2 separate regions of the Mus musculus genome follow, and region 1 is linked to region 2. Evidence: chromatin loops called from intact Hi-C (ENCODE). Cell type or tissue: heart. All regions are shown on one strand. Each heading gives the region's core, and the rest is flanking DNA. Links, peaks and the distances in the headings are about the cores only.

Region 1 (15,976 bases), core at 4,542-12,541, 96 kb after region 2:
GCTGTGGGGGAGGTTACAGCACATGCCTTTAATCCCAGCACTTGGGAGACAGAGTCTGTGAGTTCAAGGCCAGCCTGGTCTACAGAATGAGTTCCAGGATAGCCAGGCTACACAGAGAAACCCTGTCTCAAAACAACAACACAAAACGAAAAGAAACGAAACACACTAGTTCTCATTAAAGATTCAGATACTGCATAAAGAAAATCAACCAAGGGACAACCCTCAGAAAGCCCCTTGTCCCCTTGCTTTTAGCTGCTTGGGTTTCAGTACAACAACGGAAGCCTCAGATCTAAGCAGAGCACTTGCCATCTGTGCCACATGCAACGCTGCAGGCCAAAGGGTTTCCTACATTCGTTTTTTTTAGGATCTTGGAGGTAGCGCAATCTGGCTGAGAGAACCAACTTTTCTCTTGATGTCATGTCTTGATCGTTGACCTCAGAGAACCCCAACTCCGTCCTGAGATCACACTCATGGTGACAGTTTCGAGTCTGTGCAAGTTTCTGAGCACATATACCATAAAGAGCCATTAAATTCCACCACCAAGTGCAGGCCAATCCATCACCTCCCCCATCCCCCCATCTTCCTCAGATGTCGTCTCAGGCTGCTCTGTATCTTTACTCTCCTGAGTCGCATCCTCTGGAAGGCGGATGCTTATGTGTTGACTTTTCTATTTCTTCACATTATTTGCCTTATAAATCTTCTTTCCTGTGAAACCCACCCTTTCATGGTTGGCGTGGCACTCAGTGGGTAAAACAGGCCTGAGGGGGTCACAAAGGAAGAAATAATTGGTTACCCCAGAATTCAGAAACAACCGTTGTGGGGCTGAAGGGTTAGAATCTCTCTACTAATTCCATGCTAGAAGCCAGGATACAGTAGCTGTATATATGTATTTCATGACTTATGTGTCAAAAGAAAGAAAGAAAGGAAGAAAGAAAGAAAGAAAGAAAGAAAGAAAGAAAGAAAGAAAGAAAGAAAGAAAGAAAAGAGAAAGAAAATAGTTTTTTGTTTGTTTGTTTGTTTTTAAATTGAGGATTTCCCTTTGTTTTGTAAGCATTTTAAACCTTGCTTCTAGTCTGCTGGATTTTCCTATCTGCTTCAGCACACAATCTTGTTACATTGTATACATAAAAAATGTAGTGTTACAGAGGATGGATATTTTTTTCTCTTTCAAAAGCCTGATGACCTGCATTTTGTTTCCCAGAGGAAAGGGGGCCTTTGAGGCTGCCTGATGACAGGGCATTCTAGGCTTCACCGTCTAGGAACTTACAGAAAGCTTTCACCAGCATCATCTCAGTTCCCAGAAATCAAGCTGTGACTCAGCAGTCACCTCCCTGTGCAGACGCAGAGGCAACAGGAGCGTGGAAGTAAGCGAGGGGCGCAGGTCATGAAACTAACTGGTTATCTGTATGACTGGCCCAGTGAATGTGGCCACCTCAGGGTTCAAGGGCTTATTACATTCGACTTGCTGGATAACCCTGGGGTTGAAAGGGAAGTTGTGAGGGAGGACTGTCCTTTGTCCTTTGTTCCAAGTCCTAACCCCCTAGGAAGCCCAGGACTAGCGACAAACAAGAGTGACTCCTGTGTTTCTCCTCAGCTGAATAATGCTGAAACAACAAAGCCCTCGATCCGATGACTTTATCGGGAGAGGATCTTTTCTGCTAGATTTGCTGTGACATTAAAAATGGATGAGAGCAGGGACGCTTCCTGCCCAGAGCTCAGTGGTAACTGACACGTGCCGGATCGGAACTTGCTTATTGCAAATCAACGCTTCTGCTAACCCAGGACTCAAAGGCCCCCAAGCCAGGCACATTCAGACTGATGTGGAGACAATTGACTCAAGGAGAGAAAGGACACAGAATTCGATGTCATGAAGGTAACCCACTGGGCTGGAGAGATGGCTCAGCAGTTAAGAGCACTGGCTGCTTTTTCAGAGGACCTGGGTTCAGTCCCAGCACCCATGTGAGAGCTCACTTGCCAGTAGCTCCAGTTTCAGGGGATCTGATACCCTCATACACACATATGTAGGCAAAATACCAATGCACATAAAATAAACATTGAGAAAAATTTAAGAAGGTAACCCATGTCTTTTCCTAGTGTTTTTACTTAAGCACAGGTTCCTGGTCCATCTTCCACACTAGGCTGCCACATCACCTCTAGTGCCTGCTCTGTACACAGAGATGTTTGGAGTGCATATATGTGAATGAAATGTGAGTCAGTGTTCCTCTTTCCTGTGCCCACCTGATGTGATGGAGAGAAGCTAGGAACCCGACACACCTGCTGTTCTCTTGGCTTTATCTGTCCCCAGCTGGGGGCTGCATGCAGCAGGGTAGAATGGATTTTGTCTGTAAAATATGACTGCGGTGAGGAGTTAAGATAGTCTGAGCAGGTTTGCTAGCTAAAGGTGGGTGCCCAAGATGTAGTGGTTTTATGGTGCTATCCAGGGCTGGGGTCCTGGGAAACAGGTCCTTGGGATGGCTAAGTACAGGGGAGTGAGGGGAGGCAATACAAGGGAGCTGCAGGAGAAGCAAGGACGGAGGGGAGGGCAGGGAGGGAGTGGAGAAAAGCAGATGGTTTATTTGAAGCAGATACACGTGGATGGGTAAGTTGGGACAGGTTTCTAGGGTCTCCAATGACATGCAGGGCACTTGAACTTCATCCTGTAGCAACAGGGAAGCCACAGGAGGCTCTGAGCAGAAACAATTTAAATTGTGGGAGGAAAAAAAAAACACCACATGACTACAACTCAGTAAAAAGAGGTACACACTCTAGAGGGGACTTCGAGGCAGGTTTTCCAAGCAGTATTTTGAACAGATGCCTGGATGCATGCGGCTGAAGTGTTCTGCAACACTAAGTCTGTGGTAAAGGTCTTACAAGAGAGTAACTTGAGTCACATTGGGTGGGGCAATATGGATTGTGCAATGGGGAAGAGAGAGAAAGAGAAGGAGAGAGGGGGAAGAGGGACTAGGAGAGGGAGAAGAGGGAGGGAGAGAGGGAGAGAGAGAGAGAGAGAGAGAGAGAGAGAGAGAGAGAGAGAGAGAACAGATAGAGATCAAAGTTCTCACTATTGTGAAGTTTAAGTGCATTAGTCATATGAAATCCTGAATGTGGATTGACAGTAGTAGTCTTCAGGGACCACAGGTAACAAGGATCTATCTATCTATCTATCTATCTATCTATCTATCTATCTATCTATCTATCTATCTATCTATCATTCTATCCGACATATCTATCTATCCCACAAATCTATCTATCCTACATATCTATCTATCTATCTATCTATCTATCTATCTATCTATCTATCTATCTATCTATCTATCTCCTGTATATATATATATATAGTCTGTATATATAATATTATATATATACACATATGTATATACATATTCACGATCATGCAGCTCATGATGGCCTCAAGCCTGCTATATAGCACAAAATGCCTTGAATTTCTTTTTGTTTAAAAATTTAAGGATTTGTTTCATTTAACATGTATGGGTGTTTTGCTTGCACATACATATATGCATCACACGTATACCTCATGCCTACAGAAGTCAGAAGAAGGCATTGAATCCTCTGCAATTGGAATTACCAATGGTTGTCCACCATGTGGGTGCTGGGAACTGAACCTGGGTCTTCTGCAAGAGTGAGGAGTGCTCTTAACCCAGAGCTATCCCTCCAGTCTAAAATTCCTTTTAAAAATTTAAACTCATTTTTATTGTAGGTGTATGGGTGTTTTGCCTACATGTATGTCTGCGTGCCATGTGCATGCCACAGAGGCCAGAAGGGGATGTCAGATCCCTGAATTACAATTACAGATGATTGTGGCTGCTGGGTATTGACCCAGGTCCTCTGGAAAAACAGCCAATGTTCTTAACCACTGAGCCATCTCTCCAGCTCAGCCACGAATGTCTGGTCCTCCTGTCTCTGGCTTCCAAAGTGCTGGCATTAAAAGCACATGCCCCATGCCCAGTGCATTCAGTGCTGGGGCTAGATCTCTGGTCAGTGTTCACACAAGGCAGCAACTGTAGCCACTGAGCTACCTCACTACTCAAGGCAAATTTGATATTAGCAAAGGGCAGCAGGTTGTTTAGCATCAAATTATAGTGGTGCCAAATAATAAGTATGAGGTCAAGAGGAAGAAGAGAAAAGGGAATAAAGGAAGAGGAGTTATAGGGGGGAGGCAAGGAAAGTGAGGCAAGCCATAGAGACGCTGTGAGCTCTCCCGTCCCCTGGCCTGGAATGCTGGACCAAGACTAGCAGGCTCCCTCATTTCAGCTGTGAACAATTTGGATGGAGCCATGTTGGCTGAGTCTCCACTGGTTCCACGTGAATAGGGGAGCCCTACTCATCAATCTGGGAGCCCTTTCCTTCTGGGGAGTGTCATCTATGTCAGATCCATCTGGACACCCCAGCAGCTTTTTCTTTTTTTTTCCTAATGTCTTTGCCAAGAACAATATTTACCACATTGCGATGTGAGAAACTAGGGCACGGAGGGAGAAAACTGAGCGTTAGTTTTGGCCCAAGTGTGCTCATGATATTATTGGGTCCATTGAACAATTTATTCTTCACTCATTCACTTTCTCAACTATGTCACAGAGCTTGAGATTATCTATGCATACCAGAAGGGTGCTGTGGGACTTGTCACGAGACTTCCTATGCCGTGAAGATGAGGTCACACGTGGCGAGGGGAGAGTGTAGTCAGTTGCAGGCCTACTGTGTAAGCTCCAGGACCTTGGTGCAGTGGTGTGAATCTGTAATTCCAGGGTTGGGTGGATCCCTGAGGAGAGGCCAGCTGGAGAATCAGTGAAGGACTTTATATCAAAAACAAAACCAACCAACCAACCAAAGAAGACAGGAAACAACTGAGGAAAACATCCAATGTCAATCTCCAGCATTTCCTAGTTCCACCGAGCAAAGTTCACTGTGGAAAGCCCTCCCCCAGTTCTCTTCCATTCTTTATAGTTTACATACTATGCTCTGGGCTTTAAAGCACTTCTGCCTGGAAGTAACTTGGGTCAAATAACCCTGTTTCTTCAGTAGTCGGGCTTCAATAATGAGTTCTATTATTTGATTTTTTTCAAATTAATTAATTAATTAATTAATTTTTTGAGACAGGGTTTCTCTGTATAGCCCTGGCTGTCCTTGAACTCACTTTGTAGACCAGGCTGGTCTCGAACTCAGAAATCTGCCTGCCTCTGCCTCCCAAGTGCTGGGATCAAAGGCAAGCGCCACCACCGCCTGGCCAAGCATGAGTTCTAAATGTATTTTTTCCAGTTCCTGTGGTTTGTGTGTTCAAGTACCCATCAAGTCCCTATGTTTAAACTCTCACTCCCAAAGTGATGGCATTAGGAAGTGGGTGTCCTTAGGTGGTCTTAGCTGGTGAGATTGTGGGTGTGTGTACAGTGTGAACCCTCTCTATGCCTGATGAAGATACAAAGAGATCGCTAAGGAATGAGTCCTCACCAGACCCTGGAGCCACTGACACTCAGTCTCCTATGCCACCCATCCCCCCACTAGAAGAAATAAAGCTGTGTCACTTGAGTCTAAAGGTCTCCCTACAGCAGCCCCAGCGGCCTAAGACCTATGATTACAGCTCATCTGCTGTGGTGGCTCTCCAGTCCTCCCTGGGATGAAATCTTTCACTTTCATTGTCTCTAAGCCTCTAGGGAATTGAAGGGTATCAGATTGGTGGGAATGAAATCCATAGCCCGGGGGCAGCGGGGTCCCGCAGGCCTTGACCCTCTGCGGCACTTAGACTAGGCGGAGATTTCCCCTCCCCCACCTGCCTCCCGATCCCCGCCGAGAGGCAGTTTTTGATTCTGTCCTTGCCTGTGGCACAGAACTGGAGAGAGCAGCACTGGAGACCGTGCCCCTGGCTCCCCCTCTGCTAATAAATGTTTGATTGATTCTAAATGAGCTGTCACTATGCCTTGGAGTGAGAATCAAAAGCAGTGTCATCCGCGGACTGTAAAGTGACAGTCACGTGACCAGGCTGCCGCTCCGACAACAGCAGGGAGGAAGATGATTTAATTATGGGGAGGGTGAAAAGACGGAGGGGATGGCTTCTGGGAGGGGGAGGGGTTTCTGATCTGTCTCAGGGACCAGCTTTGTTCTGCTTTTTGACAACCTTTCACTTTTTTTTTTTAAATAAAACCTTCTTATTATGCTTTTAAAAACAGCACTGGTTTTGTGTCTCTGGTTCTCTTGGGAAAGAGTGACAAGGTGTGACCATCTGTCATCTATAGAAGCCTGAGTCCTGAGGAGCTTGGGACAATTCTCCAAGCAGGGAGTATTTCAGTGGGTTTTTTTATTTTTATTTTTATTTTTTTTTTAGTTTGTGTGTGTGTATGTGTGTGTGTGTCTGTGAGAGCACGTGTGTGCATGTGTGTACATTCACACAGAGGCCCGAGGTTAACCTCTGGTTCTGCTCATTGAGAACCACCCATCCTGTTTTATGAAACAGCTCTCTCACTGGGACCAGGGGCTCATTCAGGCTGGGTGGCTCGTAAGCTCCAGGGGTTTACCTGGCCATGACTCCCCAGTACTGAGATGAGAGGGGCAGGTCACCGTGCCTAGTTTTTTAAGTGCTGGGGACCAAGCTTAGTCTTTATGCCTCTGTAAAGGAGCTTTACCAGCTGAGCCACGCCCCCCAGTCCTATTTTGACTTTGCTTCTGATGGTTGTCTCAGGTTGCAGGTGAGAGATGCAGTCTCTGGAAGGCAGCACCAGAGACTGGCTACCTTCTTGGGATTCTCTGTAGATGCTTTTCATTCTCCATTCCTGAGGCCTTGGAGCAATTAGCTGCTTAAATTCCGTTAGCCTCATCTGAAAAAAACGATGCGACAGCTACCCACCCACCCACAGGTTTGGATACATGTGCTGCCAGCTGCTGCTGTATCCATAACTCCTCTGACAGCTGCCTGCTAGCTTTTATGATCATGAACCAATGTGGGGGCAAGGCCTCTGGAGACTGGAGAGGTGGCTCAGTGGTTAAAAGCATTTGATGCTCTTCTGGAAGACCCTAGTAGTATTTCCAGCACCAACGTGGCAGCTCACAACCTTTGTGACTCCATTTCCAGAGAGTCTGATGTCCTACTAGGACCAACATGGGCATTGCTAGGCAAGCACATGATACACATATGGACATGTAGGTAAAACACCCACACTCATAAAGAAATCTAAACACACACAACACACATGCATACATGCACATGAGCACACACCCATGTATTTAAAGATGGGTCAGCTTCCCCACACCCTGGGCAAAGGGCTTCTAAGTTGGAAGCCATATGGCAATAGCCATCTTGCCCCTGTTGATGATTCTAACAGTATTTGCAACACTAAATGTTACATATTATCAACCATATGTCCATTACTGCCGGAAGAAACAAAGGAGATAAAAAGGATTAAGGTTTCATATTATTACCAAAAAAAACAAAACAAAACAAAACAAAACAAAGGGTGGGGGTAGAGGAGTGCTACTTCAGCTGTACATGGCTTCTGGGGAGAAATGAAGGGCAGTGTGCTTTTGTTCCTGAAGGCTGGTCAGGGGATGAGAACGGCACGAGGTCTCATTAATACAAGCAGCTGGGGGCAAGGAAACATTCTGGAATGTTCCAGATGTGCTCCGGGAAGCAGTTATGTGTGGAAGTTTCAGGTCTGGGGCAAGAAAAAAAAAAGTCCCAGTTCAGATCCCTCAGCATATTTGTCCTGGGGTCATAGTCTGGCTCCATCGTTAACTTCTTTGTTTCTTCAGTGAAGATTTTCAAATTTTGATTTCGCACCCCCTCCCATTCCACACTTTTTTTTTTTTTTTTTGATACAGAGTCCAGGATAGTTCAAGCGGGCTTCCAGCTGCATGGGATCCTGTGCCTCCTGTCCTGGGATTATAGGCACACACTAACTACCCTGTTGTCTAGTGAACACTAGGAATGACTTATAACAAGCTACTGTGGGTTCCAGAAGTCATAATATATGCAGAAATTGTTGCTTGCTTTTCCTCCTGGTGTACCTTCTAGAGGTGAGCAGGTAAGTTTTTGAGTGTGAGCATCCTGGGAATAAGGACTTCATCTTTGCCTTCTGCTAAATTTTTTCTATCACCCACAGCCTGTAGAGTGGACCCAGCAGGGTGGCAAGCGATTCTGACACCACCTGGTGGACATACATGGAACTGCAGAGTCATAGCTCCAACAGTGCATTCTGGAACATTCTTTGCGGTGAAAGATTGTTTTTTTGTTTGTTTGTTTGTTTTGTTTTGTTTTGTTTTGTTTTTTCAAGTCAGGGTTTCTCTGTGGAGCCCTGGCTGTCCTGGAACTCACTCTGTAGACCAGGCTGGCCTCGAAGTCTTTCCACTTCTTGTTCTGACAAAAGAATTATGTTTATTGAAACTCATAGAGAATTTGTCAGTCATATCCAACATCTATCTATGATGTGAATGACCAAAGCCAACCAAATTGAAAAGCTCACCTTGACTCTTAAGACGGGCTCTGTTTCTCAAGTCAGCACACTCACGTTCACACTACTCCCGTGCAGGAACTATAACACCTGAGCCTCACTGACTGTGGTAAGTGAGACTCTATGACTTCACCTTGTGCTCTCTGAAGCACTCCTCAGCTGCAGGGCCGGACCCCAGCGCCCCCCAGGGAAACCAGATGAATCCAGAGAACAGAGCTCACATTTACAACTCAAAGTAACTTCAGCCTCGATTTGTCCTTCCTCTTTTTTCCCCTTTAAGCCGGTTCACCTTATTTTTCATAGATCTGTGGACTGTGCCTCGTTGGGGTTGAATCTACTGTTTTCCTGTAGAGCAGGAAAAGAACAAAAGTTTTCTTTTTGGGCCCTAAGGCCAAGCATGGTGGAAAGTTCCTTTAATCCCATCACTCGAGAGGTGGATTTCTGAGTTCAAGGCCAGCTTGGTCTACATATCTGTTCCAGGTCAGCAAGGACTCTAGAGAGAGACTCTGCCTCAAAAAACCAAAACCAAACCAAACCAAAACCACAACAAACAAACAAACAAACAATTTTCTTCAGATACCAAAGGATACAAGTTCCAAATATGCATGCCCATGTAAGTGGATCTTCAAGCCCTACCAGCCTGAATGCGCCAATCCTAGAAGCTAAACATGTTCTGCCCTGGCTAGTACTTGGATGTTAGGAGTCACAAGAGATTTTCCCTTCACTGCCTTTTGACTTCCAGAACTGTTGAAGGAATGGGTTTGGGCTGATGGAGCTGGAGTGGGCTAAGTTGTGGAAATGGCCAGTTGCTGTGAGACGCTGGAGTTGGTGATTCACGAAGTGAAGTGATGCCTTGTGGCTCTGATTCCTGCTCCCTGGACAGAGAAGCCCCCATTCACCCCTGACCTCCACTGCTATTCATCTAGGAAGGAGATGGGCTGGGTTGTCAAATTCCCATGCATCAGAGATATTGAAGAGGGCTTTGTGGGAGGGAGTTCTTACAGACAAATTTGGTGTTGCTGAAACATTTTTGGAACTGTTAAAAACGATGTTTGTATGACTTCAGACAGACTTTTAAATGGCAGCATGAAACATCTGCTTCTGTGGCAGAATGGTTCTTGTGGGTTTTTCTAATCAGGAAAAAAATTAGAAGCTGCCTCATGAATGCCCTGACTCAGCTCTGTGAGTCTCGTCTCCCTTCACTGTGTGACTGTGTCTATTGCTTTTAACATCCCGAAAATCGACAGGGCGTCTTTCACGTAGTGGGTCTCAGCATGAATGGAATCTGGTAAGACTGTGGTATCAGCAGTTCCTCCTGCAACCCTGCTGCCAGGTCAGGGTCTATCTTCTTAAAGTTTCTACTGCTATGATAAACACCATGGCCAAAAGCAATCTGAAGAATAAAGTCTGTGGGAGGGGTGGGGCAGGACAGGACGTCTATATGCTGGCTGTCCCAGAACTCTGTAGACCAGGCTGGCCTCAAACTCACGGAGATCTGCCTGCTTCTGCCTCCAAAGTCCTGGGATTAAAGATGTGTGCACCATTTCTGCTTTACGTTGTGCCTTGTAATCCATCATCCAGGAAAGTCAGGACAGGAACTCAAGGCAGAAACCTGGAGGCAGGAGCTGCTGGGGAGGCCATGGAGGAATGTTGCTTACTGGCTTTCTCTTGTGGCTTACTCAGTCTGCTTTCTTATAGAACCCAGGACCTGGGGGTGGCATTCCCCATAGTAAGTTGGGCCCTAAAAAACAAAACCAAAAACAAACCACCCCATAGGCTTCCCATAGGACAAGCTAGAGGAAGCATTTTATCAACTGAGGTTCTTTCCTCTCAAATGACTCCATCTTGTGTGAAATTGATATAAAACTACCCAGCTTAGAGACCTCCTTCCTGGCCTAGAAATTGGTCTCCTTCTTAGAGGTTTCAAGTTAGAACCCCAACTGTCTGGAACACCAGAGATTTACCATGTGTGGTGGAAGCTGTATCATGAAAAGAGAAACTTGGTCAAAACCAGCCCAAGTCATCATTTGTACTCATCAGCATAGACTATACAAAGTAATGGGTTTTATTCCTACACTTTCATCCATGAGTATAGTGTGCTTTGGTCATTTTCACCTGTATTAGGTACTTTTCTGTCGCTATGGTAAAAGTCCACCCTCAGGGAAACTTATAGAGGAGTTTATTTTGGCTTACCCTTCCAGAGAGAGAAGAGTCTGTCATGGTGGGACAGAGACATGCAGCAGACATGGTGGCAAGGAAAAAAAGCAGAGGACTCACGCTTTTAATAGCAAACGAGAGTTGAGGTGACGCTTTTTTTTTTAGATTTATTTATTATTATATGTAAGTACACTGTAGCTGTCTTCAGACACACCAGAAGTGGGTGCCAGATCTCGATGGTTGTGAGCCACCATGTGGTTGCCCGGAATTGAATTCAGGACCTTCGGAAGAGCAGTTAGTGCTTTTAACCGCTGAGCCATTTCTCCAGCCCAGGTGACGCTTTTAAACACTTATTAAAAAAAAAAAAGATTTATGCTGGGCGTGGTGGCACATGCCTTTAATCCCAGCACTTGGGAGGCAGAAGCAGGAGGATTTCTGAGTTCGAGGCCAGCCTGGTCTACAAAGTGAGTTCCAGGACGGCCAGGGCTACACAGAGAAACCCTGTCTCGAAAAACCAAAACCAAACCAAACCAAACCAAACAAACAAACAAACAAAAAAACCAAAAAACAAACAAACAAACAAAACAAAACAACAACAACCAAAAAAACCCCCAAAAAACCCAAAAACAAAACAAAAGATTTATTTATTTATTATATATAAGTACACTGTAGCTGTCTTCAGACACACCAGAAGAGGGCGTCAGATCTCCTTACAGATGGTTGTAAGCCACCATGCAGTTGCTGGGATTTGAACTCAGGACCTTCAAAAAAGCAGTCAGTGCTCTTAACTGCTGAGCCATCTCCCCAGCCTGCTTTTAAACTCTTAAAGCTCAGCACCCGCCCCCCCCCCCCCCCCCGTGATGTATTTCCTCCACCAAGGTCACCCCCTCCTACATTTCCACAACCAGTACACAAACTAGGAACAAATGTTCAAATTTCTGAGCCTACGGGGGCCCAGGTGGGGGTGGGGGTGGGGGATATTTTTTATTCAAGCCACCATACACCTCAGTTAACCATTCTTGTCTCCCTCCTGCAGCTGAACCTTTTCTCCTTAACTCATTTTCCTTTCTACTTTAATGTCCTCCCCCTGCCTTCTCTCTCTTCCTTTTGTGGTAGTGCACTGAGATTGATCCAGGGTGCTTATTGGAGGGGATTGGTGTTTTGTGCACAGTCTCGTGGCATTTTCTGTGATGGTACCACAACCAAACACCGGTGTCCCTACTAATTCTTCACCCTCTTAAACACTTTTGTGTCACACAATCAAAAGAATGTAACTTAGCACTGACTATACTGCTACTGCAATTATAGTCAATTTTTTTTTCTTTTTTTCCTGAGACAGGGTTTCTCTGTGTAGCCCTGGCTGTCCTGGAACTCACTCTGTAGACCAGGCTGGCCTCGAACTCAGAGATCCACCTGCCTCTGCCTCCCAAGTGCTGGGATTAAAGGCATGAGCCACCACGCCCGGCCTTATTCAAATTTTTAAATGCCTTAGTCATTTAGTAGAATAGATGGTTTAGCTTTTTTAAAAAAAGATTTATTTATTTATTTATCAATTTATTTATTGAATGTATATGAGTACAGTGTAGCTATACTGATGGTTGTGAACCATCATGTGGTTGCTGGGAATCTGAATTCAGGAACTTGGCTCTCTCCGGTCGACCTCACTCACTCGGACCTAAAGATTTATTTATTATTGTATCTAAGTACACTGTAGCTGTCTTCAGACACACCAGAAGAGGTCATCAGACCTCTTTACAGATGGTTGTGAGCCACCGTGTGGTTGCTGGGATTTGAACTCAGGACCTTCGGAAGAGCAGTCAGTGCTCTTAACCACTGAGCCATCTCTCCAGCCGGACGGTTTAGCTTTTTGAACTCAAAGATCCAATCTTAAACTTGTCTCTTCCAAAGTCCTAGCACCCAGCTCGATACACCCGACTCAGTTTTGACCAATCAGACATTCATAACCCCAGACTTACTTGGCTTGGCTGGCTTAGTGTTTAGTACTGTATTGCTTCAGGACAGTGGTGTGTGAGGCTGATGTAAGGAGGGTTTTGATGAAATCACCTGAGCCTGGGGTGACGCCATATCCCTGCTCACTGCGCATGCGTGAGAGCCTTACCTGGAAACTCGGATACGGATCACTGATTGAAACTTGTTTGCTTGGGGTTCGCGTTACCTGTTCTCTCCTTATGCCTAGTTCTTATTTTAAAGTACCAGTCCGATGCTACCATTTCTGTGAAAACTTCCTCACATACTCACCAGAATTCCCCTTCCTCTGTGCGCCAGTACCTGCCCTCACTGTGCCCCCCCTGGGTAGCAGATTCACCGCCCCCCCCTCTCACTTCTGCAGTTACTCCTCCTCTCTAATCAAGTGGTCATGTTACATAATGGAGAGAAAATAGCTCACAAAAGTCACTTCCGGTGAAGGGTTTGTTTTGGTCTCAGTTCCTGGGTACCATGGCTCACTGCAGCAGGAGCTTGAGGAAGCAGATGGTCACATTGCTTCTGCAGGACCTTCGGAAGAGCAGTCAGTGCTCTTAACTGCTGAGTCATCTCTCCAGCCCTCCAGTCACTCTTTAAGGCTCCAATACGCTTCTGAACACTCAAGTCTATGTGGATGGACTCAGCTGTGGACTGTTGTCAACAAAGCTTGATATATTTAATGATATCGCAGTCAGAGAGAACTGGACTTATCCAGGGAATCAACACACAGTTTCTAATCTTAAGGAATCACAGTGATGCAGACAAAATAAAGTCTATACTCTCTCAGGGTATCACAGCCCAGACCCTGCTGGAGGGGCTGAGTGAAGGCTCTGGTGTACATGTGGGTCAGAGTGCAGCATGGCTGAGATAATCCCTATGTCAGCTGGATGGATGCTGGATGGAGGAGCTGTGTTACTGTTGATGCAGTGGTTTACTGCAGAGCTGTGCAGGACACAGCATCAGGTTTGTGGTTAAGCAAAATTCACACAAAGACTTGGAGCTTGAGCATCCAGTGTGCCTGCCTTTGAGCTAGGAAGATGAGCCTGGTAGCAGTGTGTCGTTGGATAAGTTGGAGTTGGGGGTACGGCACATTCATGGGGAGAGTTGGAGTTAAATGACAGAATTGGGGACACAACACAGGTTGGAAGAGTCCTGTGAGAGGGCCTAGGGAGCAGGAAGTAGTTCTTCCACCTCCTAGCTGGGCTATGGCTGCGTAGTGACTAGTGTATCTGTCTTGCTTTCCAGATTAAGTTCCTCCCTCCCTTTCCTCCCTTCTCTCCTTTGACAGGGTTTTCCTATGTAGCCCAGCTGAGACTCTAACTTATTATCCTTCTGTCTCCTCCTTCCAAATGATGAGACTGCAGGTATGTCGCAAGGCTTAAATTATAAGTCTCTTAAAGGTAATGCCTGAATTGTATAGAGACATGTCTGTACATCGAATTAAACCATGTGTAGCATAGAACATTGGAATCTGACTTTTTTTTTCTTGTTGACTCTGGCTAATAAGAAAGGTCTGTTTATTCCCCAAGACAAGACTGCTATACATCTATTTTGTATATTGAGATTATTTTACATCTCCTGGTAATGTCCTACTTTTTATAGAATCCTCTCCTACCCACACACACCAACCGCAAACCACAGAACCCAAATGTCCACTGTCTGACTAATAAAAAGGTAACACTTTTATTTGGAGACAGAAACCTAAATGCTGTGAAATAATTTAACCAGTTCCTCAGGCCTTTTTAACATCTATTTTTCTACTTTTTAGATTCATCATTTAAAGGAGATAGAGCTTGGGGAATTCTGAGCTGTTTGTTGAAAGCTTAACACCCCCCCCCCCCCGCCCCAAACCCCAAACCACCTGCCTTTGCCATGAATACGCCTCTTTTTCGAATACAAAAATAGAAAGGACATTCTGGTCTAAATAATGCATACTGTTCTATTCTGTGAGGCAGGTCAGAACTTGAGCAGCTACTTCATCCCAAATGCCTGCTGGGCTCTGCTTGACGCAGAGGTCTCTTCAGGAGCTGCGCATTGCCCGGGACACCAGGGCAGCCTCCCGTGCGCCTCCGATCCCGATTGTGATTACCAAGCTTTCCCACAATGCTTGCCCTTTTGCTTCTTGTTGTAAAAGAGGCGCTTACGTTTGCACTTTCTCCCTCTTTATTTCAGTTGACCAGCTCCTTCACCCTGGAGCTAGAATGTCCAGCAGGAACTTTGCCACCAAGATCAAATCCAGGCGCCAAGATTCGCCAGCTCAGATAGCCTCTTGGCGCCCTTGCTTTCCTAGTGAGAAATGGAAGTGAGGATGCTTACCTCCCAGGAAGTAAGGATGTCAGGAATCCGGATACCAGGAATTATCCCTAGGAAGTGCTCTGTTTACCAACTCAGGGCAGGTTTCTTCCTTCCTTCCTTCCTTCCTTCCTTCCTTCCTTCCTTCCTTCCTTCCTTCCTTCCTTCCTTCCTTCCTTCCTTCCTTCCTTCCTTCCTTCCTTCCCTCCCTCCCTCCCTCCCTCCCTCCCTCCCTCCCTCCCTCCCTCCCTCTCTCTCTTTCTTCCTTTTTTTTTTTTTTTTTTTTCGAGGCAGGGTTTCTCTGTGTAGCCCTGGCTGTCCTGGAACTCACACTGTAGACCAGGCTGGCCTCAAACTCAGAAATCCGTCTGCCTCTGCCTCCCGAGTGCTGGGATTAAAGGAGCGCCACCACGCCCAGGACCTTTATTTCTGAATACGCCAGAGCTAAGGAGTAGATGCACGAGCCCTATACCATTGTCAACGTAACCCTACTGTCCAACAAACAGCATCAACACCTCCCGGAACACATTAGAAGTGCCACATATCAGGCTGGGCCCCAACCCTGCTACTGTAGACACTCTGTGGATGGGACACAAGCCCCGCCCCCTGTTGGTCGTGCCCCTTTCTCCACTTAGTTCCCTTTGGGGTCAGTTCCCCAACTGTATTCATATGAAAGCACAGCGTGGATCTCCGTGCAGGTGCCGGTTATAACCAGGAAAAAAAGGTGTGCGTGCCCACACATGTTTTACTGGTGTTGTCGTGATAATCCTTATTTCAGAAGCCTCTGGGTCTGGCCATGTCATTTATTCGCTCTCCCAGTTGAGCTGGCGATTTGGGAGATGGGCTTTAGGAGTTGGTAGGGACTCCTTCCTACGATTTGCTCATACCTGAGAATTGAAAATGTCCTGACTCGCAGCCTTAGAAATAACAAGCCTAGAGTCCTTCCCTGGAGGGACCTTGCCCTGGGGGTAGGGCTTTTCTGCCTTTAGGGGTGAGTTGGAAAGGCTGAGCTGGTAGTATGTCCACAGGCCTGTGAGTCAGAGGATTTTCTTGTTTATAGCAATCTTACCACCCTCTTTATTTTTGTTTGGTTA
Region 2 (15,976 bases), core at 5,310-13,309:
GGGAAATGGCTCAGTGGTTAAGAGTGCTTAAGAGTATTTCTGCAGAGGGCCTAAGTTCAATTCTCAGCTTCCACAGCAGGTGGCTCATAACCTCTTGTAACTCTAGTTCCAGAAGGACTTGACACCTCTGGCCTCCAGTGGTACCTTTACATACATGCACATGCCCCCACATAGGCATACACACAAAACAATCAAGCACACAAAGAAAGAAGGAAAAGACTCATGCCTTTGCCATATTGTCCAGAACTATGTCCTGAATCCTGAAAGGAGAAGTGTACTCCTTTGCCTTAAAGAAACACTTGGAGTCAGGAGCAGTGATGGGTGCCTTTAAGCCCAGCATTTGGGAGTCAGAAGCAGGTGGGTCTCTGTGTGTTCCAGGCCACTAGATTGCATAGCAAAGTCCAGGCCAGCTAGAACTATACTGTAAAACCCTGCCTCCAAGTGGGAATGGGGGCTGGAGAGATGCTCAGTGATTAAGAGCACTGGCTGCTCTTCCAGAGGACCTGGGTTTGATTCCCAGCACCTATATGGTATTTCAGAACTGCCTGTAACTCCGATTTTAGGAGATCGGACTCTTGGCAGCACCAAGTACACAAATGATACACAGATAAAGATGCAGGTAGAATATCTATACACATATATAAAAAATAAAGTAAACACTTTGGTGGAGAAGCTGGCAAAGCAGTGTCCAACTTAACAACCTCTGGTGGCCACACAACTGTGTGCAGGGCCCAAGGGAGGCTCCTGAGACTTTGTTCTCAGCTACTTGGTCCTGGGCCAGGTTGGGCGTCACAAAGACATAGTTCTATCTACAGCCATGCTGCTGTTATACCCCATCACCACCACCTCTTCCTCCTCGTCTTCCTGTTCATCCTCCTCCTCATCTTCATTTCTTTCTCCTTTTTAAATTTTTTAAAAAGACAGGTTATCTCTACAGAGGCCTGGATAGAACTCACAGTAATCCACCTGCTTCTGTCTTCCAAGTACCAGGGTTAAATTTGTGTGCTACCAACCCTGGCTTTATCTCACCTTCCTGAGCTGGAAAGTCTCTTCTGATTAAGCCTTTTCCAGAAAAACCATGATTTCTTCTTCTCGCATTTCTCTATAATACTCTGTAGATACACTGCCCCTCCACTTTCCCCTTCTCTTCCCTTTTCTGTTGAGACAGGCTCAGGCTGGCTTTGAACTCCTGCTCCTCCTTTCTCCACCCTCCATCTTCTAAACCCATTTCCCATTTTCTTTCTCCAAGTCAGACAGTAAGCTCCCCAGGCAGGGGCGTTTCTCACGTGCACCCCACACAACATTTGCATCAACAGGCATCCCATGAATATAAGCTGACCTGATTAATTTTCAGAGGGACATGCGAATGGCTGGGAGAGTTCATTTAAATTTAAAAGCATTAGTTATTTTATTCACTTATCACTTCATGAATTAATTAAATATCAACTTTCTATTCTTGAGGTAGGTTATGAATAGCAAAGAAAACAGATCTAGTCTCTTCTCTTATAAAGCTTATAATTGAAGAAGACACCTAGGAATAAAAGAAAAAATACTTAATTACAAGTATTTAATTATACTCAATAGGATAGATTAAGTATAATCAAATACTAGCTATGAAAATGTGACAAATTTTCTATGGGAAAGATGTAGGAAGTTATGAATATATAATTCTATCTCTGAATACAGTGATTTTTTTTCCCATGCTGAGGATCAAAATCAGGGCTTGACACATGTTGGTTATACATGCTGGACAGACACACCCTTCTTGTATGAGATCTTTACACTGTCCCACTTTGAGAATAATCATTGCTTTTCCACCGTGATGAGTAAGCCTCACCACATAGGGGAGAGAGAAGTAATGGACAGGTGTTCTCTTCAACCTTTAGACATAGAGCTCAAATTGCCAGTAGCAGAGAAGCCAATTCTATTTTCTTTTAACTTATTTTTACTTTATTATTTTATGTGTGGGGCTATATTGCTTGTGTATGTGTGTGTATAGTGCATACAAGGCTTACTGAGGTCAGAAAAGGGTACTGGATCCCCTGGAACTGGAATTAGAGATGTTGCTAGCTGCCATGTGGGTGCGGGAAATCGAACCTGGATCCTCTGGAAGTGCAGCAAGTGCTTTTAACCAGTGAGCCAACCTCTCTAGCCCAAGAAACGCATTCTGTGGTCTTTAAGAAACTAGAAGACTGTGAGCCTTTCTCAACACATTTCAGTCACTGTCATTCTAAGCCTAAAGCCAAAGATACCAGACATAGGAAAAAGACCAATGTCCCTCAGGCACATAGGAACAAAGAAAAAACAATATGATCTGTTCATGCAACCAACACTGATGACGATGCTCGGGTCACGTGAGCTTCATAAACTTGCTGCATCCAATTCCCAAAAGAAAACAATAAAACCTGATCACTGTAATCCCCTACATTTGTAGACGAAAGAAGAAAAGCTACAACTCCCCAGAAACCAAGAAAGTGTTTAACAGCCAGGCGCGGTGGCACACATTTTTAATCTCAGCACTTGGGAAGTAGATGACTAATTTCAGTGAGTTTGAGACCAGCATGGGTTACATAGCGAGTTCCTGGCAGCCTTGTCTTATTTTTAATAAAAGAAAGAAAGAAAAAGCATCTAACAAATGCAACACATGTGCATCATGTTTACAAACTTTTAAGGGGTCCGAGTGAGGCTCAAAGGTTAAGAGCCACCTTAACCTCTTCTGCAGAGGACCCCAGTTTGGTTCCCAGCACCCACACTGAGTGACTCAAAATCACCTGGAACTCTAACTCCATGAGATCCAACACCCTCTTCTGAACTTCAAGGGCCCCGCCCTGCACTCAGGAACACGTACCAGCACAGGCATGCAGATAACATCATTTAAGAAATTACCAATAAACCAAGAAAGGGGTCGGATTTAAAAACAAACAAACAAGCAATAAAATAGGCAGTAAAAAGAGAAAAGAAAAAAAATAAATTTAATAATTGTCCATATGAAACTAAATCATAAAGATTTGACCTTTTAAAAACACCAAATCTTAAGGTGTACAGAAACAGCAAGATTGCTTTTGCTCATGTAATGTCCATGCTGATGGCTAGCTTTATGAAGCACCTGTTAAAACTGCCAGGGATATTATTTAATCCTTACAACAACCCTATGAGATAGGTAAACTTTATTCCCATTTTACAGATGATAATACTAAGGCTTAGAGGAGTCAATGGCTAAGTACATGTAGCTGGATGGTATAACCTGCATTTGAATACAAGATCTGCTATTTGGAGATCAGATCCCTAGCTGCTCAATATTACTTGTTATCCAGTCAGGTTACCTTATCAACTAGATAGCGGAACCTAATGGTAAGGTTCAAGCTGGGGCTTGAACCCAGGTTTCTTCCTGTCAATGCTGTCTTTGCTTTTAGAAGACACTACTTTCCCATTGAATCCTCCTACCTCTTCCTTTTAACTGAACACTCCTTTTTCTTTCTTGGAAGTTCCAGCCCCGAAATACTAGAGGAATAAATATAACTTACAGCGCCAAGGACTGAATTTCATCTCCTGCTGGGTTTAGCATTCGAAACCGCTAAGCCACAGGGAAGCCTGCCCACTCTGAGAAAAGAACATTCAAAAGCAGACTGAGAGTAATTCTCCCTTCCTAGGAATGTAGATGGTGCAAAAGACTAACCATTAGAGAGAAGAGGAGGTGGGACGAGGGGTGGAGCCGAGAGACTACAAGAACTTCACTTCATGGCTCTCTCTTTTCCCTTCCCTTCCCTTCCCTTCCCTTCCCTTCCCTTCCCTTCCCTTCCCTTCCCTTCCCTTCCCTTCCCTTCCCTTCCCTTCCCTTCCCTTCCCTTCCCTTCCCTTCCCTTCCCTTCCCTTCCCTTCCCTTCCCTTCCCTTCCCTTCCCTTCCCTTCCCTTCCCTTCCCTTCCCTTCCCTTCCCTTCCCTTCCCTTCCCTTCCCTTCCCTTCCCTTCCCTTCCCTTCCCTTCCCTTCCCTTCCCTTCCCTTCCCTTCCCTTCCCTTCCCTTCCCTTCCCTTCCCTTCCCTCCCCCCACCCCTCTCTCTCTCTCTCCCTCTCTCTGGAACAAGAGTCTCTGGGCTCTGAGCGGGAGATTCCAGGTGGACGTAAATGTCCCACAAGGCTTTGAGATGATCCATCTTCTTGTGGACCAGGACCAGTTTCCAACATCTTTACTGCACCAGAGACTTTTCTAACTCCCTGAGAAGTGGCCCCCTGGAAACCAAGACTCCAGAGTTCTGCCCTGCTCTCTGGTCAGGGTTTGACAAAATCAGAAGCAAAATTCTTATTCATCCAAGTGGTGTGAATTAAAGAGAAAAATGGAGGCTGGAGAAAATCACTCAGCTGGTAAAGCCCTTGCCTTGTTAAGCACAGGACCTGAGTTTCCGCCTCCAAACGCATGTGAAATAGCAGGAAGTGGTGGTATCTACTGTAAACCCATAAGGGCTGGGAGTGTAAAACAGGTGAATCCCTGGCATTCACTGGCCAGTCAGCCTAACTGGTGAGTTCCAGTCCAGTGGGAGACTCTACCTCAAACAAACAAAAATCCATACTGGCACTTGAGGAATAGCACCCAAGACCTCCAAGCCTCCATAGACACGTGTGGACACCTGTACAAATATGACGTGTGTGTGTGTGTGTGTGTGTGTGTGTGTGTGTGTGTGTGTGTGTGTGTGTGTGTGTGTAGACAGAAACAGAGAGACATAGACATAGAGAGGAGGTGGTGGGGAGGACAGAGACAGAGAGGAAAATGGTATTGACAAGTCAAGAGGGAGAATAAAAGTCTCTTCTGCTTGTTTTGTTATGTGGGCTGACATCTCTTAAGTGTTGGGGAGAATAGCACCTTGATAACACCCCAAGCTAGCTGCACCATTTCTATTTCCTGCATAAGGCAGATGGTGTAGGACGAGCATTCTGGAACAAGGAGTCTAGATCAAGGAAGGAGCTGTTGAAAAGGGAAGGGGACTAGTCTAAGACCTCAGTGGAAGCTGTTTCTAAACATTGTCAGGGTACACAGGGTAAGCAGTGGGGGGAAAGATTTGTTTTCCTTTCCCAGATGAATGTCAAAAATCTGCATTCCTCCAGAGTACTGTTGGAGTGATCATTTCCTTCTCTGGAAGAACTTCACCTCCAAGGTAAAAGGTATAGAAAGTTAACTTTCCCCTGTGAATTATATATAGAGAAATATTTCCCAGAAGCCACAATGGTTCAAAAAAAATATGGGAAAGAGTATTTTGAGTCTTACAGGTAGTTTTGAATCCTTCTTGGTTTTTAATTTTATGTGTGTGAGGTTAGGAGCAGCAGGGCATGGTGGGATACACTATAACCCTAGCCCTTAGAAGGTACCATTGAGATGATCAGGAAGCCAAGGTCACTTTTCCCTACATAGTGAGTTCAAGGTTACCCTGGACTACATGACAGCATGTCTCAACACACACATGAATACATGTACACACACATAAACATTAAAAAGAAATCAAAACAATTAGAAAACCCAGTGTAACACCAGTGGTCACCTGAGCTGACTGGAGTCAAACTGAAGTCCTCCCTGCCATTTACTAAGATCCTTCACTGACCTAAGCTTATTGTAATATGTGCGAATGAGCATTAGTATGGCTGTCATCAGATTAACTATAATAAATGTGAACTAGCCAGTATCTCCAGAGCTCCCAGGGACTAAACCACCAACCAAAGAGCACACATGGTGGGACTCATGGCTCCAGCTGCATATGCAGCAGAGGATGGCCTAGTCAGACATCAATGGGAGGAGAGGCCCTTGGTCCTGTGAAGGTTCTATGCCCCAGTGTGGGGGAATGCCTGTGCCAGAAAGCGGGAGTGGGTAGGTTGGTGAGCAGGGGGAGGGAGCAGGGGGTATGTATGGGTAGGGTGTTTTTCAGAGGGGGAATCAGGAAAGGGGATAACATTGGAAATGTAAATAAAGAAAATATCCAATGGGAAAAAAGATTAACTATAATAGCTCTTGTTTGAAGCACAAAGCATTGTCCCCATAGAAAAGAGATGCTTCTTGACTTATAATAGGGCTATCTTCTGACAAATTATCACATTAAATGAAAAGATCAGAAATTTCTAGTGCCTTCATATTTAACCCATAAAACACCAGAACTTAGAAACATCGTGGGCTGGAGAGAGAACAAGGGTAGTTTGTCCTCACAGTCAGGTGGCTGACTGCGATGGGGGCTCCCTGCAACAGCTCAGAGTCATGAGAAAGGACAGGTCATCTTGTTTTGCAGCCCTGGGGAAAGAACAGGACCAAAGTAGGATGTCAACTGAGTGCATGTTACTTTTGCTCCATCGTCAGGTCAACACACAAACAAACAAACAAAGAAACAACCCTAAATCGATCCATTGTACACCTTAGCTATTCTACCAAGGAGTGGGAAGAGACAAGAGGGCACGTGCCTACAACCTCAGCTTTTAGGAGGTGAGGCAGGAGGATGAGGAGTTTAAGGTGATTGTTGTCTACATAGTGGGTTTGAGGCCAATGTGAGTGAGCTATCTGATACTCTTTGGGGGAAAAATACAGAAGAAAGAAGAACAAGTCTTTTGGCTATAGCTCAGTTTTAAAATGCTTGCCTAGCATTCATGAAGCCCTGAGTTCGAGTCTCTGTACCACCACACACACACACACACACACACACACACACACAAAGTGCAAAACCGAGGCAGTGAGATATCTCAGCAGGTATAAGTCTGGAGTCCCGAGTTCAATCCCTGGAACCCACATAAAGGTGGAGAGAGAGAGAGAACCAGCCCCATAGAATTGTCCTCTGACCTGCATGCTGTGTCATGGCACAGGGGTACCTACACACACACACACACACACACACACACACACTCACACACACACACACACACACACACTCACACATGCACACACACACACATACACGCTCATACAAGAAACAAACAAACAACACATCTTTAAAAAGAATCAGAATTGAATCCAAATGCTGGGCAGAGCTTCTGTTCACACAAATAGCCAGCTAGGATTTCCAAGTCTCCAGGTCAGTTCTTCACCCAGGCCCACATCCTGGGTGCAGAGCAACCCAGGACTCACAAGACAGCGTTTACTTTGGGAACCAACAAAGGAAAGCTATTTGAGGTAGTGCATGGGCTAGCCACGTAGAGATGGCTAGTTCTTATGTAACAGTTTCCCCAACATTTCCTAAGGCTGACTCCTGAGGTCATATGTAATCACTAAAGGAATCAGGGAAAGACGAGACATTTCCACTGACTTCCTTGGAGGACGGACAGGATGTTAACACTAGAAATCCAGCTGAAAGGTAGAACAGGGTCAGGTCTGTGTGGTGGCAAGCATTTCCCTTGACTGAGCCCGGGGTCAGAACCCTCTAAGGCCTTCTTTTGCTTCTTCTCAACCCTGGGTGCTATGCTGACCCACTTATGTCAGCAGGAAACTTCCTGAGTCACTTTAATGACACATCCCACTCTTGATCTATCTGGCTTACCACCATGCTCTACTTTTTTTTTTTTTTTTTGGTTTTTTGAGACAGGGTTTCTCTGTATAGCCCTGGCTGTCCTGGAACTCACTTTGTAGACCAGGCTGGCTTCGAACTCAGAGATCCACCTGCCTCTGCCTCCCGAGTGCTGGGATTAAAGGCGTGCACCATCACCGCCCGGCTCATGCTCTACTTTTATTAGGTCTGTTTTAGAAAAAAAAAAATTGCCCCATTCTTAATGTTTCTATCCTCCGATTTCCCCTCCCTGCTCCATGGCTGCAAATCTATTCTTTTTATATTTAAAGTTCATTTCCATCTCTCTCTCCTCCTACAAATCCCATTGTAGTGACCACGGATAGGGCCCGAAAAGATAACACTTTGGCACATTGAATATTTTAAGCTGAAAGGGTGGGAGGAAAAAGCAGAGGGATCCTGTGATCTTCTCCTGTAGCACGCAGATTCTGGGAGAGATGTCCTTCCTATACCCAGAGAGAAAAGGGCTGAGGGACACGGAGCGGTGAACAGCCTCACACAGCCTGGCCTTCCAGTTCGTTCCCCTCGCCCCACAACTTTCCACTATAAAAACACTCAGGTTGAATCATTTCTTTGAGCCTTCATTTCCTTGCCAATGTTCTGATGTCAGAGAAGACATTAAATTTAGATGCTTTTCTCTTGATCATCTGTCTTTTGTTATAGGGACCTGGCTAAGAACATGGAGGGGTAAAAGGAAAGTTATTATTATTTTTAAAAATTTTTTATACTTCCTTTAGAAAGACTTCTCCTTTCCACCTCCAGCAAGTATTATGAATAGTTTTTTTTTTCTTTTGCAATAACATACTGAGGGGATTAGGTCATTCTTGGTACACAGGCCAAGAGGAGCCAATGGGGGTTTAAAGCAGGGGGGCTTTAAGTCTGAGTCTGTAAAGCTAGCATATGAGCTGTTAGCACTGTGACAGATGCCACACAGGGAGGGAGGGAGGGAGGGTTTGGTGTCGTGGAGACCAGCTGCAGTGTATCTGAGGGTCACATTAAACAACGAGCTGTTTTTGATCCTCTGAAATTTTCTGTTTCTGAATTATCTCAATAACAATAAAATACCTGGGGAGATGATCAAACATCTTTGCGTTGTTTATATAGATATTCTAAAAAATAAGTTATGTCTAGGGAAGGGAAGAGTGAGTAAGATTCAAGGTTAGTTCCCAGCACCTACCTTGGGTAGCTCACAATCACTTGTAACTACATCTTCAGGGCCCCAATGGCCTCTCTTGGTCTTTGTGGGTGTCTGTACTCCTATGCGTATGTGCGCGCAAACACACACACACACACACACACACACACACACTCACACACACACACTCACACACACACACACACACACAATTAAAAAATAAAATGAACTTTAAAAAAAAATTAAGTTATGCCTGTAAAAACCGCCAACTCTGTTTTATAAAGCCTGTTTACTATAGATGTTGTGGTCAAGGCTAAAGACCTGCAATGAATGTCCCAGAGAGCTCAGAACCCTGGCTCCTCCTTTAAACATGGATTCCCCTTTCCTTAGCCCCTCCCTTCATAGCAGCCCAAATCCTGAACAGGCTTTCCCTGACACCCGGGCTTTCTTACTTTCTGACTTCCACTCCTAGTTTCCCCGCTATTCCCCTGTTCCCTTTCAGCTTACTTGCCATGTTGTTTTTCTGTCAAACTTTAATAATAAAATTGTTCTAGAGCTTCCTTCTGAGTCCGTTTTAAAATTCTTTTATTAATGAGACTAAGAACGCAAAGGGAGATCGCCGTTTCCCTGGCAACAGATATTTCAGGAATGCAGACCAGGTATGGGGTTGTGGAAGAAGTCTGCAGTAAATTTCTACCTCCAGTGTAACATTTCATGGCTGCAGCCCAGGATACCGCGTTCAAGAAATACCGAGTGCAACGTGAAACCCAAAGGGTTCTTTTAGTAACTTACAGTAAAAAGAACTGGGCTTACGGGCTGGAGAACGTCTTTTGGCTCCCAGCGTGACAGGCTGCTAAATTAGACTGTCAGGGTTTGTCCTCCTTCCAAACCAAGTAAGTCAACCGTCTGTGCCCACCTTCCTGAGTCCCATGTGCGTTTCTATTCAAATCCTTCTCTAGAAAATCAAATTAGAAAGCTCAATTTCTGTAGCTCACAAAATTGTGCCCCACACAGAAGAAGGAACCGGGAAAGATTCCGAGTAAGAGACAGGCTGGGGAGATGGCCATCTGCTAAGAACCAGCGGTCTCTCCAGGGTCCCGCTCCGGTCATCTGCTGGGTGTTTGATTTGGCAAGAATCTGCAGAGAGGGCGCGGGCCTTCCTATCCCTGGAGACTCAAATTGCAGCAGCCCGAATTCCCGTGCCTCCTGCAGCCTGCAGCCTCCCTCCCGGAGCTGCCCTGCCATGGCCGCAGTTTTATAGATCTGCAAGGCAAAGATCAGAGCCACTCCCGAGGGTGGCCACCCGGGCTGGGCTGGGCTCCTCCCTAAACAAAGAGTCGCAGAACTCTCGGAGCTGCAGGGCTTCTGCGCTGGCGGAAGGCGCCAGGCTGGGTGATTGAAACCACATGTGCGGGAGGTCTGCGACAGCTGGGGGCAGACACCAGGGACCGGCGGCGGCCGCTGCTGCTGTAGCCTCTAGCGTTTCTTTAGTCCCTTGGGTTTCCAGCTAGAGCGACTGAGAGCACTAGACCACAAGCATCCTGGGAGGAGCACTTCCCCCAATAACAAAATAATTAGAAACCCCGAGGCCTGGGGTCTCTGCTTCCAAATGTACTGGACAGCATCAGACAACTTCTTGGTTTCTCAGTTGTGAAAAAGGCCCTAATTACCCTCCCAGGACACAGCAAAAGGGATGAGTCGTATTTGTGGGTGTGACGTCAATTTAACAAGGATAGCCACTACGCACGTGCACACGCACACGCGCGCGCACACAGGCACCCCAAAGTACTATTGACACTTATAAGCCTTTTTGAAGGTTTCACATACTCTATTGTTGTTGGGGTTTTTTGTTTTTGTTTTTGTTTTCGAGACAGGGTTTCTCTGTGTAGCCCTGGCTGTCCTGGAACTCACTTTGTAGACCAGGCTGGCCTCGAACTCAGAAATCCGCCTGCCTCTGCCTCCCGTGCGCCACCACGCCTGGCTCTCTATTGTTGTTGTTATTGCTATTATTATTATTTAGATTTATTTATTTATTTACTATATGTAAGTACACTGTAGCTGTCTTCAGACACACCAGAAGAGGACATCAGATCTCATTAAAGATGGTTGTGACCCACCATGTGGTTGCTAGGATGTGAACTCAGGACCTTCGGAAGAGCAGTCAGTGCTCTCAACCGCTGAGCCATCTCTCCAGCCTTATTATTATTATTATTATTATTATTATTATTATTATTACTACTACTAAACACTAATGTCTTCCTTGACCCAGGCCCTTCAACCCTCTCAAATAATTATTATTTTTGTTCTTGTTGTTTTTGTTCTTTGAGACATGGTTTCTCTGTATAGCCCTGGTTGTCCCAGAACTCATTTTGTAGAACAGACTGGACTTGAACTCAGAGAGCAGCCTGTCTATGTCTCCTGAGTGCTGGGGTTAAAGGCATGTACCACCACCAGCAACAAAATATTTTTTAGATTTACTTTTAGTATTTTATGTGTACAAGTGCTCAACATATTTGTACTTGGTACCCGAGGAGGTGGTCCTATGTGACAAGTAGGGCTCTTAACCACTGAGCCAACTTTCCAGCTCATAACTGTTATTAATTTTATAAATAGTTTCCCCTGTGTGGTCACAAGTACCAGCGTATGCACACAGGGGAAGATGAGCCTATACATTTAACTAAATGGGTATTCGTATGTGCGTGTTTGTAAGTCATTACAATCAGTAGTAAATTTTAAAAGATGTATTAACTTTTCTTTTGCCCAAGTGCCCGAGTGCATGCACACAGTCGATTGCGTAGTGCTCTTGGAAGTCAGAAGAGGGCTCAGATGCCCTGCATCTGCAGTTACAGATGCTCATGGGCCACCGTGTGGGTGCTGGGAACTGAACCTGGGTCCACGGCAGGAGCAGCGAATGCTTCTAACCACAGAGCCCTTTCTCTAGCTCCAGTTCTTGATAGATTTAAATACTTTTCCTAGACTATAACAAAGACTTACTTTTTACTCTGTGATTGAGTTTCTCATGTATCATGAGAAGGAGGGGCAGGTATGATAGAGGGATGAGCTAGGGAGCCCTACTGGGCCAAAACAGCAACAGCTCTTTCCACCAGCCCTCCGCACACTTTGTATGACCTGGTGCTGAGAATGCTCTCTCTCTCTCTCTCTCTCTCTCTCTCTCTCTCTCTCTCTCTCTCTCACACACACACACACACACACACACACACACACACACACACACACACACACACACAGTGCTGGGCTCAGCCTAAGTCCTTGCACACTCTAAGCAAATGTGCTCAGCCCTTTGCATTTGGGAGACTGAGGATCAAAGTGTTTCCTGGCGCATGAAAATGGCGTGAGATCCACTCATATTTCTCTACACAGGTCTATATTATGTAAAAATATCAAGATACATAACATCCCCGGGTCCAGAAATCCTCCCTATGCTTGGTTTTAGTCATCTTCCAAATCAACATTCCAACTTTCATTAGTATAGATTCATCTGACCTGCTTTGAACTTGAGAAATTATATGAAATTTAAATGCATTATGGTCTTCGGCGGCTTTTACTCAGTCAGGCTGAGTATTTGCAACAGAACTGGCCAAGTCTTCAAAGCCTGAGATGCTTATCAGAGGGTCCATGACAGAAAAACTTCGCAAACTTCTGAGATCCCAAATGGTTGTTTTGTTTTGTTTTGTTTTGTTTTGTTTTTTAACTCCCTGGGAGCCACCTTGGAGAAGAGGTTCAGAAAGTGACTGGACATTAGATGTAAAAATAAAAGAACAGGAACTGACAGGAGCTTAGAGTGTCTCGACTCTACAGACGGTTTTGCTATTTGGCAACTTGTAGGGTCTTGCCACGATTTCCCCCTTTTCAGGGATATATTTCTACATCTATAGGGCAGAGGGGGTGGACCCAATCTATAGGCAAGCTTCCAGAGCCTTGGGAATCCTGGAAGTAAGCCAGGTGGGAACAGTTGGGGGTGATGTTCTTAAAAAGATGGATTCTGTTTTTTCTTCCCTTTCTTTTTTCTCCTCTCCTTTCTTCTTTAAAAGAGGGTGTCATCTTCAAACTTACTATATATATAGCCAAGGGTAGCAATGAACCCTCATGGAACAATTAAAAACAAACAAACACAAAACCCAAGCTGTGCTGGCCAGTTTTACATCAACTTGACACAAGCTAGGAGAAGCCCTGATTGTGAAAATGCCTCCGTTAGATTGCGCTGTAGGCAAGTCCATATTGCATTTTCTTAATTAGCAACTGACGAGGGACGGCCCAAGCCCTTGTGGCTGATGCCTTCCTGGGTTAGTGGTCTTAGGTTCTATAAGAAAGCAGGTTGAGCAAGCCATGGGGAACAAGCCAGTAAGTAAGCAGTACTTCTTCATGGCCTCTGCACCAGCTCCTGCCTCCAGGTTCCTGCCCTGTTTGAGTTTCTTCCCTGGCTTCCTCCAGTGATGAACTATGATGTGGAACTGTAAACCAAATAAACCCTTCCTTCCCCAATTTGCTTTTGGTCATGGTGTTTCAACACAACAATAGAAACCCTAAGACACAAGCAGTCTCTATTCCACATGCATCCGTGACTCCATTCCTTACTGGTGTCTCTGCATAGATGCAGGGACAACATATCAAGAAACCAATGGATGGAACTGGAGAGGTGACTCAGTGGTTTAAAGTGTAGGAGCTCACAACTGCTTGTAACTCCAGTCCCAGAGGATCTGAAACCCTCTTCTGGCTTTCACAGGCACCAGGTCACACTGGCAGTGCACATACATGCATACAGGTGACACACTCATGTACATAAAATAAAGAAGCCAGTGGATGCTCTACACTTCACTCAGTGCCTCTGTGAGCCAGCCCTCTCACCAGCATGGGCTCAGCAGGGTCCCGCAGATCTTGCATCTAGGCTGTACTTCCTATTTTTAATCAAGTTTCCTAAGGCCAGGATGCACCTCTTGCTGTCACTGTGTGGTGGAAGGGACACTGGGTGCAGACTAAAGCATACAGACCCCAGTCCTGGTCCCCTCCCCTACACCCCCCCCCCCCCCGTGAGACGAGTAACTATGGCCAGTCTTTCTCTCTGACCCTCACTGTCCACTTTGTTAAACAATAGTAACAGACCTCTTTCTGTCTCATCACTCTGATTATTCAGGGTTTGTCCCCATTACACAGCCCGACTGTTGTCCAATTCCCAAGCTTTCTAGGTCTAGAACAGGTTAAGATCTGTTGAGTGACTTCCCGTCAGACTTGGCTCTAGACTTTCCTTCCAATTCACTGGTGTATTATAAAACCCCTCTTTCCTTGCAGGTTCATCTTCAACCTAACTCTTGTATTGTTTTCCGTGACTGTTTACTCTCACTTACTTGTCCCCAAGGTATTTATTGCACACCAACTTTTGAAGCATTTTACAGGCTGTGAAGTAGGCAAGGATAAATAATACACTGTCACTCTCCCTGTTGACAGGCAGCAGGACAGGTAGATAGATCCACAGTTACAGTATAGATACATCAAGTGCCCGTAAGAGGCTTAACAAATACAAAGCTGGTGTTCTCTTCCTGGCCCTGCCTACCAAAGTTGGGAGAGAACCTGGTCACTTAGGTTATACCCAGATATAGAAGTCTAATGAGCATCAAATGTGTATCCCTGACCAGGACCACTTTCCTTATTTCATAGAATCTTCATTTAGAGCATATCAATGAACTACTATCAACTATAGCACATCTGATGTCTGTTGGACGTTTTCTAACTTTTTAAGAAAGAATTATTTATTTTATTTATATGAGTACTCTGTAGCTATCTTCAGATACACCAGAAAAGGGAATTGGATTCCATTAGAGATGGTTGTGAGCCACCAGTGGTTGCTGGGAACTGAACTCAGGACCTCTGGGAGAGCAATCAGTCCTCTTAACTGCTGAGCCATCTCTCCAGCCAGAGTTCTTTAACTTTAATACCACCGTCTTTTCCCCTTTTCTCAGTTCACCTCTGATTTAATCTTTAGCAACTCTTCTTTCTCCTGCTTCTTCCTGTTACAGAATGTTCTTCATAATTAATGCCATCAGATTGCTTTGCCCGTAGCACCATCCTGATGGTAGTCCTTAAAAGTCTGCTGATTGAGCTATTTCAATCCCTTCCAGTTTAATTTCAAACAATAACCATCGTATAACGGTTGGAATGATGCCCCGGTGACTTCATTGACTATCAGAGCCATGAAAATGAGATAATGTTTATGAAAAAATTTTAATAATTGCACCAGGCTGTATGTACACAATATTGCTTTTGTTTTACTGTAACCCCAGATTTGAAGAGAAAGTCTGTCTGCAGTTTGGCGCTCTGTTCTTTGGTTTATAATTTTCTCAAGCTAGTCTCTTGCTCAAAGGGGATGCTCCAATCTCACAGACAAATAAACAGAGGGATTGGGACACAAAATGGTGCAGAGAAGAGCATGCAGAGATGTGAGAGAAGGTCCCGGAAGAAACCATCCTAACTCTTGATCTCAGACCTACAGCTTCCACAATTCTAAGGATACAAACGTCTGTTCTTCAAGTCACCCAGTCAACAGCACTTTGGTCTGATAACCCTGACAGACAAATGCACCTCTTAAAGATATCTACTTTGGATTCACTTTAGAGTTCAGATTAGGAAAATGTTTGCTAAGTACCTGCTCTTGTTTTCCTCTGGCTTCCATTTTGCCCCCTGCATAATTTCATGTTGCATGTTATATATGTTTGCCTAGCCGAAATCTGTAGCCAAAGGACTTAAGCACAGAGGTTAGGCCTGGTGGGGAGACAGATTGGAAAACGATGTAGTCACTGGGCCAATGCAGAGTACCATGAAAGCAGCTCATTGTTATTTTTGTAAACGTTTTTTCTCTTTTCCCTAGGAATCATACTCTCTTGCCATGAAACATGTCTGACAAAGAGAATGAAGGACAGTGACATTAAGTGTAATTGACATTAAAGCATCACTCCGGACTGCCTTCCGCAGAGCGCTTAAGGTTTCAGGGCTTTGCATGGCAGTGAGCAATGACATTCAAGCTTGCCAGTCATCTGGAACATTGAACTCTCCTCTCCCCGGGCACAAACAGCCTGCAGGGTTGGAGCAAACCCGAGTTTCAGATGTATCTCTGTGGGATAGGGCCCAACTGAAACTTCTATCTGATCTCTTCCTCTGAACTTCCCTTTCTCTCCTATCAGTGCCTCTGAGCCCCAACACCAGGACTGTATCTACACCTGCCCCCAGTGATTTGTACCTCTCTCACTTAATATTTGGGCCACAAATGGAAAACACAAAATCCTCATTCCTCGTGCCCTTTGATA

Evidence for each region. Peaks named below come from ENCODE experiments on the same cell type or tissue, not always from the same donor. Only the 100,000 strongest peaks of a DNase experiment are listed, where the experiment ranks them.
Region 1: it touches region 2 in a loop (3-fold over the local background); 8 of 42 quality-filtered maps call a loop at or near these places.

Annotation. Positions count from the first base shown.
Region 1 is chr9:40,628,406-40,644,381 of GRCm38, reverse strand. No RefSeq gene overlaps it. Among named protein-coding and RNA genes, the nearest start is that of Gm39319, 30 kb to the left of the region's middle. In heart, for the core only: a CTCF peak has its summit at 8,158 (motif pointing left); DNase peaks (open chromatin) are centred at 5,681 and 5,951; H3K4me3 peaks cover 928 bases; H3K27ac peaks cover 578 bases.
Region 2 is chr9:40,724,922-40,740,897 of GRCm38, reverse strand. The region is part of intron 1 of Clmp (CXADR-like membrane protein); the gene reads right to left. Among named protein-coding and RNA genes, the nearest start is that of Clmp, 47 kb to the right of the region's middle. RefSeq lists an enhancer at 8,491-11,121. In heart, for the core only: no CTCF peak of the experiment used is centred there; a DNase peak (open chromatin) is centred at 9,937; H3K4me3 peaks cover 1,807 bases; H3K27ac peaks cover 2,511 bases.